2 separate regions of the Homo sapiens genome follow, and region 1 is linked to region 2. A link is a loop called in an ENCODE intact Hi-C map of the cell type or tissue named here. Cell type or tissue: ascending aorta. All regions are shown on one strand. Links, peaks and the distances in the headings refer to the core of each region. The heading gives the core; the rest is flanking DNA.

What was found. Peaks named below come from ENCODE experiments on the same cell type or tissue, not always from the same donor. Only the 100,000 strongest peaks of a DNase experiment are listed, where the experiment ranks them.
Region 1: it touches region 2 in a loop (2.4-fold over the local background); 9 of 110 quality-filtered maps call a loop at or near these places.

The regions. Positions count from the first base shown.
Region 1 is chr5:54,766,076-54,768,999 of GRCh38, forward strand. No RefSeq gene overlaps it. Among named protein-coding and RNA genes, the nearest start is that of LINC02998, 23 kb to the left of the region's middle. In ascending aorta, for the core only: no CTCF peak of the experiment used is centred there; no DNase peak of the experiment used is centred there.
Region 2 is chr5:54,831,594-54,834,517 of GRCh38, forward strand. It overlaps the pseudogene CSPG4BP. Among named protein-coding and RNA genes, the nearest start is that of LINC02998, 89 kb to the left of the region's middle. In ascending aorta, for the core only: no CTCF peak of the experiment used is centred there; a DNase peak (open chromatin) is centred at 1,426.

The DNA of each region.
Region 1 (2,924 bases), core at 115-2,614, 66 kb before region 2:
GCAAATACATGGTAGAGCTCAGATGGCTCCATACAGATTTTTGGTCCACTTTTGGACCCTTCTGTATAGCAGGTCTGACGAAAGTCACTTTTGCACATAAGTTAAGCCTCTGGGAAAAGGATGTTAGCTTCCAGCCCCACATATCCCTGGGACAAGAAGTAATGCATTCCTTTTACAGAATTGGAAAACTCCAAGGGATGGACATTGTGGCTAGGCATTCACACACTTTCTAGGTAAATGTGTATCATCATCATTTTTCTAGACTTTTAAAAATTACATAATTTAGTGTCATTCTATTCAGGTAGCAACAACCTGAAATATTAAGTTAGCATCTACATAAATAAAATCACATGTTATAATTAACTGAAACATAAACACAACCCATTACTTGGTACATTTCAATATATTTTAGTATATTTAAGATAGAAATAATAAATTCCATTTGCCATAGTTTCAATACATAAAGTAATAATAAATAAAACAATTTCTAACATAGAGTAGGCATTCAAAGGCTATTCCAATTAATCAAAGAGCAGAAGGAGGCATTTTTTTCTTCATTGAAAGCTCCTCCATCTGTAACGTTAGGGCTAGAATTTGGGCATTTCCTTAAAGTACTTTATTTGCTAGTCAACAAAAATGCACTGAGTAATAGTACTAGACAAGGGATAGGTGGGAGTAGGAACAGAGAGATCTTTGTCTTATTCAATACTTTTGTTGATGACTTGCATAATCATTTTTAGCTTGAAATAGGCTGTTTTCTCAAGGTGGGTTAAAGTGCTCTGATTTGTAATAAGGTTTTAAGATTGCATGATAGACATTGTCATGTATCACTTAGTCTTCAGGAATACAGGACTTACTCTCCCAGCCACTGGGAGCGCTGCAGGCAATGCCCCAGGGTCAGCCTCCTGCAATAAGTTACACTGCTGTAACTGATTACAGCAGCCTTGTCCAAGGTTACACCTCCTTCATCAGATAGTCCATAATCAGTGACTGATCAGCTTAAAGTTATAAAGGCCAGCCCCTTTCCCTCAATTCAGAACAACTCTGAAAAGTCATTCCAGTTTTAGAATTAGCTAAGTCCTCCATTCAGAGTATATCACAGCTAACTTCTTCCTCTACCCAATCTTATTTCCATTCTTTTCACAAATGTTGATCTCAAGGTGCATTCCCTAAGACATTTTCTGCACAGCAATTTCCATTCCAGAGTATGCTTCCTAGGGAGCCCAAATTGTGACAGTTGGTACCAGGAGTGGTTTGAGAAAGCAAACACTGAGATGGGATTTTGGAACCAAATCATCTAACAAACACACCTGGCAAAGAGGACCTCATTGCTAGCGGTAGGTCAGCAACAGAAAGCCCTGGCACTAGGTAGCAATGCAATTGTTCAAATTTTCAACCAATGATTGATACAGTGGTGGAAGGGAATTCATTAGGTGGTGCAACATATCAGGTGTTTGAGAAGTATGAGGGAAACTATAAGGACAATGGAGCTGACTCTCAGTAAGTTCAACTGATGATCTGGAAAAAGATAAGAAGCTCAGAGTGATTAACTGGCAATTATAAGCTAGGAGTGAAGGCCAGAGAGACTTTTCTTGGTAGCATACACAGAGGTATCATCTCCTACAACGGGAGGGCTGAGGAAGCTGAGAAGTAGACCCAAGAATTATTTGACATAGTATTTGAGTTCAAGGGAAGGTTAAACTCCCAACTATGGCAGTGGACTATTCCAAGGTTCTGGCCCTGGTTGGGAAAGAATGGGACTTGGACACATGAGACAGGGAAACCTAGATTGATTCCCCCCAAAATATTTACTTCCCAGATTTCTCTTAACCTTCTGAGCCTGCAAAAGTGGCCCATCCCTCCCTACTAAGGGATAACATGCCAACCTTACTTGAAGAAGATGCAGAGGTCCTTCTCCCATAAGACAACATACACCCTCCTTGCCTCAGAATCTGTGCTACTCTCCTCCTTGCTACTACACCAATAAATAGGGTTAAGTTATAATATAATTGGGCTTTCCAGCTTTACATAGCATAGCTACTCTACCATGCTGCTTTCTCTAGATGTTTTAATTTCCCTTCCACTGTGTGCTATGACAATTTCTGGTCTTTGCACCTCATTTGGCTAGACTATTTCCTCTACCATCCTAGCTTACACGATCTCCTGGGGCCCTCTCCAGGCTACTTAGTCCTGTATTATCGAAGAGACTTCCCAAATCAGTACAGTCTCCCCCAGTCACCTTTATATTCATCCTGGAAGAGGTGGTGGTCATCATATCTCCATTTAATACACTGATCTGCACCTTGCAGAAACCAGACAGACACAGGAGAATATCGATAGTGGATTGTTGTAAACTCAGCCAAGGGGTAGCCCCACTTGCAGCTGCTGTGACAGTGAGAGCAGATTAACATGGCCTCAGTCTCATGTTGTGGGGCCATGAAGCTGGCAGATGCATTCTTTTCTATTTCTACCAGGAAAGAAGATTAGATGTTTTACATTCATTTGAAATGTGCAATGGTATCTGTTCATTGTTTTGCCCAAGGTCTATATGAACTCTTCTATTCTCTGTTAAAATATAGTCTGAAGAGACCTGGACATCCCACAGAAGCTCACATTGTTCTACTCTTTTGATGACATCATGTTAATCAGATCAGATGAACACAAAGTTGCTAGTTGATTGGAGGCCTTTAAGACACATGCACCACAGAAAATGTGAGCTAAACACTTCGAAGACTCAAGAAGTGTCACATCACCAGTAAAAATTTTAGGTGCCCATTAGTCTGAGGCAAGCTGGGACATCCCCTCCCAAGTAAATGAAAAATTATTGCTTCCTGCACCTCCAACCATGAAGAAGGAAGTACAGCACCTAATAGGCCACTTCAGATTCTGGAGGCAGAATATTCCCCACCTGGGAATACTGCTTG
Region 2 (2,924 bases), core at 174-2,673:
GTGGCCCTGAACCTTAATATAACACGTCGCCTGCTCTGGTTCCACCATCACTTTTTCCCCCCTGCTGCAAGGACAGCAATGCCCAAGAGAAGGGCTGCTCCTTCAACTCAGATGCTGGAATAAGGATGACATGTAGAGCAGACCCGTAGCCAGCCCACACGAATGGATGACATAAGCGAGATACATTTTTGTTATTGTAGGCTGCTGAGATTTGTTTGTCACTGCAGCATAATCTAGAGGATCCTGGCTACTGTGTCCACTGTTTGGATCATATTGATCTAAAATATCATATATTTGCAAAAGTATTTGAAAATAATGCTTGCAATGATTGTATTCAATTAAAAAAAAACTAGGGCTACAGCCAAAGCTTCTTTATATGACTGTATAAAGAAATCTTTATATGACTGTATATAGAAATTTTGTCAGTATTCTAAATGCAAACTGACCCTGGACATGTTTTGATGTCCTTGGGAACATTTCAGCTCCCCCGAACAATGGAGTTTTAATTCTAATCCTTTTTTTCCTCTTCTGGGTGCATCTGTGAGCTAGAGAATTCATACCTCCCTTTTCGGCATCACATTCAGAGCTTTAACTAGTCATGACCAGTTCTCTTAAATGCATCCCAGACAAAGGCAATTGCAAAGCAAAAGCCACATTCAACTTTGCCACATCATACTGGAGAGAAATGGCTCAAAGGTTAATGGCAGACATATGGTTTACACTTGCTATTTCCTCTAAGCTTAACTTTGGATTTTTTTATTCCTTAGTTGTGTAAAGCTATAGCCAAATCAGCTCTCAGATGCATGTATATACTGTTTCAGAATGGAAAAAGAAAGTTGAATGGCAAACAAGTGAAAGAGTTGTATTCAAGAAGACTATTTGGAAACATAGATTTTTAGAAAATAAAATCACATGTAAGTAAACATGTCTGGTCAGTCAGATTCCTGGCTAGAATGCAAAAAAAAAAAAAGTTTGAAGGCTTAGCCAGTTAAATAAGAAAGTATGTGGTGGTAGTAGTGGTAAGCACCAGTGAAGTTTAAAACAAATGGCTTCAAGTACAGATTATACACACACATATTTATAAAGACACACTTATAATATATTAAATAATGTATATGATATTACATATTAAATATAAACGCAAACACTTATATCCTGCAGGACTTATTCCTGCAACTATGCTTTGGATTTTAAGTCACTCTTCAGTGATAAAGGGATCCCTTTTTATTTATTAAATACACAGTTTAAATTTTCTCGGTGTTTTCTAACCATTATGTCTTGTATGCTCCCTACAGATTGTCCAGTTTTAAAACCTGCACAGCTGAAATGAGTAATTGCCTGGGCAAAGGGTCACACCTGCTTGGTTTAACAGGATGCAGACAAATGAGAGGCCCGCCTCGCAGAGATGCTCAGCCCGGCTCAGCAGCACAGACGTCAGGACTCACCAGATATTGGGTAAAAACAGAAACTTCCTCTGTGCTGCTGTCAGAGTTCAGTCTCACCAACCTCCTGAGTCTAGGGGAACTTACCACTGGAAAAGTTATAGTTCTGTTTCCCGCACTGTCCACATCATTGGTCACAGCTTTCAGGTCATGAGATGAAAGGGGCTTCACAGAACCTAAGTGAAGATTAAAACATGTATATGAGTATAAAGCACAGAAAAGCTGCCAGTTAACAAAATAATCTGTATAGATCCCTGAAAACTCTCTGGAAAACACTTGGTTATAACTTGGTTGTAATAGGGGGCACTGGCTAGCTCTAACTTGAAACTGGGCTATAAGATTCTAGTGATCCCTGAGGCATCTATCTGTGGACATAATTTGCTACTAGGGCCCCAGATGAAACAGGCTTATTACCCCCAGCCCAGGCCTAGGTGTCTGATCCCTAGAGAAAGAAGGCAATGCCTGGCTATGTGGCCCCAGGCTCAGCTCCCAGTACATGAAAGGGAAAGCAAACTGTGTAGTGCCGAGAACACAGGAGATAGCACTCTCCCCTTGGAGGATGGGTAGAGGGGTCCTGGCCTGATGGCAGCTGTAGGTGCTCAATGGAGTGCCCATCTGCTGATATCTAGGGGCAGACGGTGGCTCTTGAACAAACGTGAGACATCTCCTGGGGACCCTGACAAATGCATGGACATTGTGGGGAGGGAAGGGCACATGTGAATGCCATGGGGGGAAGAACCAGTGACACATGGCTTTGTGTGCTGTGACCTCATTAGTAACCAAAGGCCAGAGAGACTTGGGGACACTCAAGTTAGAGCCAGAGAGGCTTGGGAACGTTCAAATGCTCTGTGGTAAAGGATCAGTGTTACCTAATTCACCATGGACAAATAATTTTATAAAATACAATAAAAATGTTACAGCAACATCAACTTGCTATACAAATTTCTAAACACTTCCTGTTGCTTTCGGTTCTTATTGGTTCACAGACTGGAAGGCCCGTGGACCACATTTAGAGGAGCACAGAGTTGGAGTACATATCCCTTTACTTTGCAATGATTTGGGGAACATCTCTAACCTTACAGGATGGCAGGTCTGAAATTGACTCACGTGGTTCTTCCAGCCCAGAATCTTCTCTCATCTCGTTTGTTTGAGCCTTTGCTAAAGGTTTTAGCATTAGGCCTTCGCAGGATAGCCCTCTGAAAAGGCACTTTATAAATTGTTTATGAAGTTGAGTTAACTATCTAACAATAACTAAGCTTCCTGAATGACATCCTGTTTTGCTTTCCTTGCTCAGCCATTGTAGTCTTAGAGAGCAAGGGCCATCAACCATAGTACTCAAACTACACTAGGCACTGGCTAAGTCCAAGGAGACACCAGCATTGTATCTGCAAGATTTCCAAACTTGCAAGGATTGTCCTAAGCCTTCAATTTGGAGGCTCCATTTATAGTGTCTGAGAACTTTGGGATGGACACTCGGTCCTG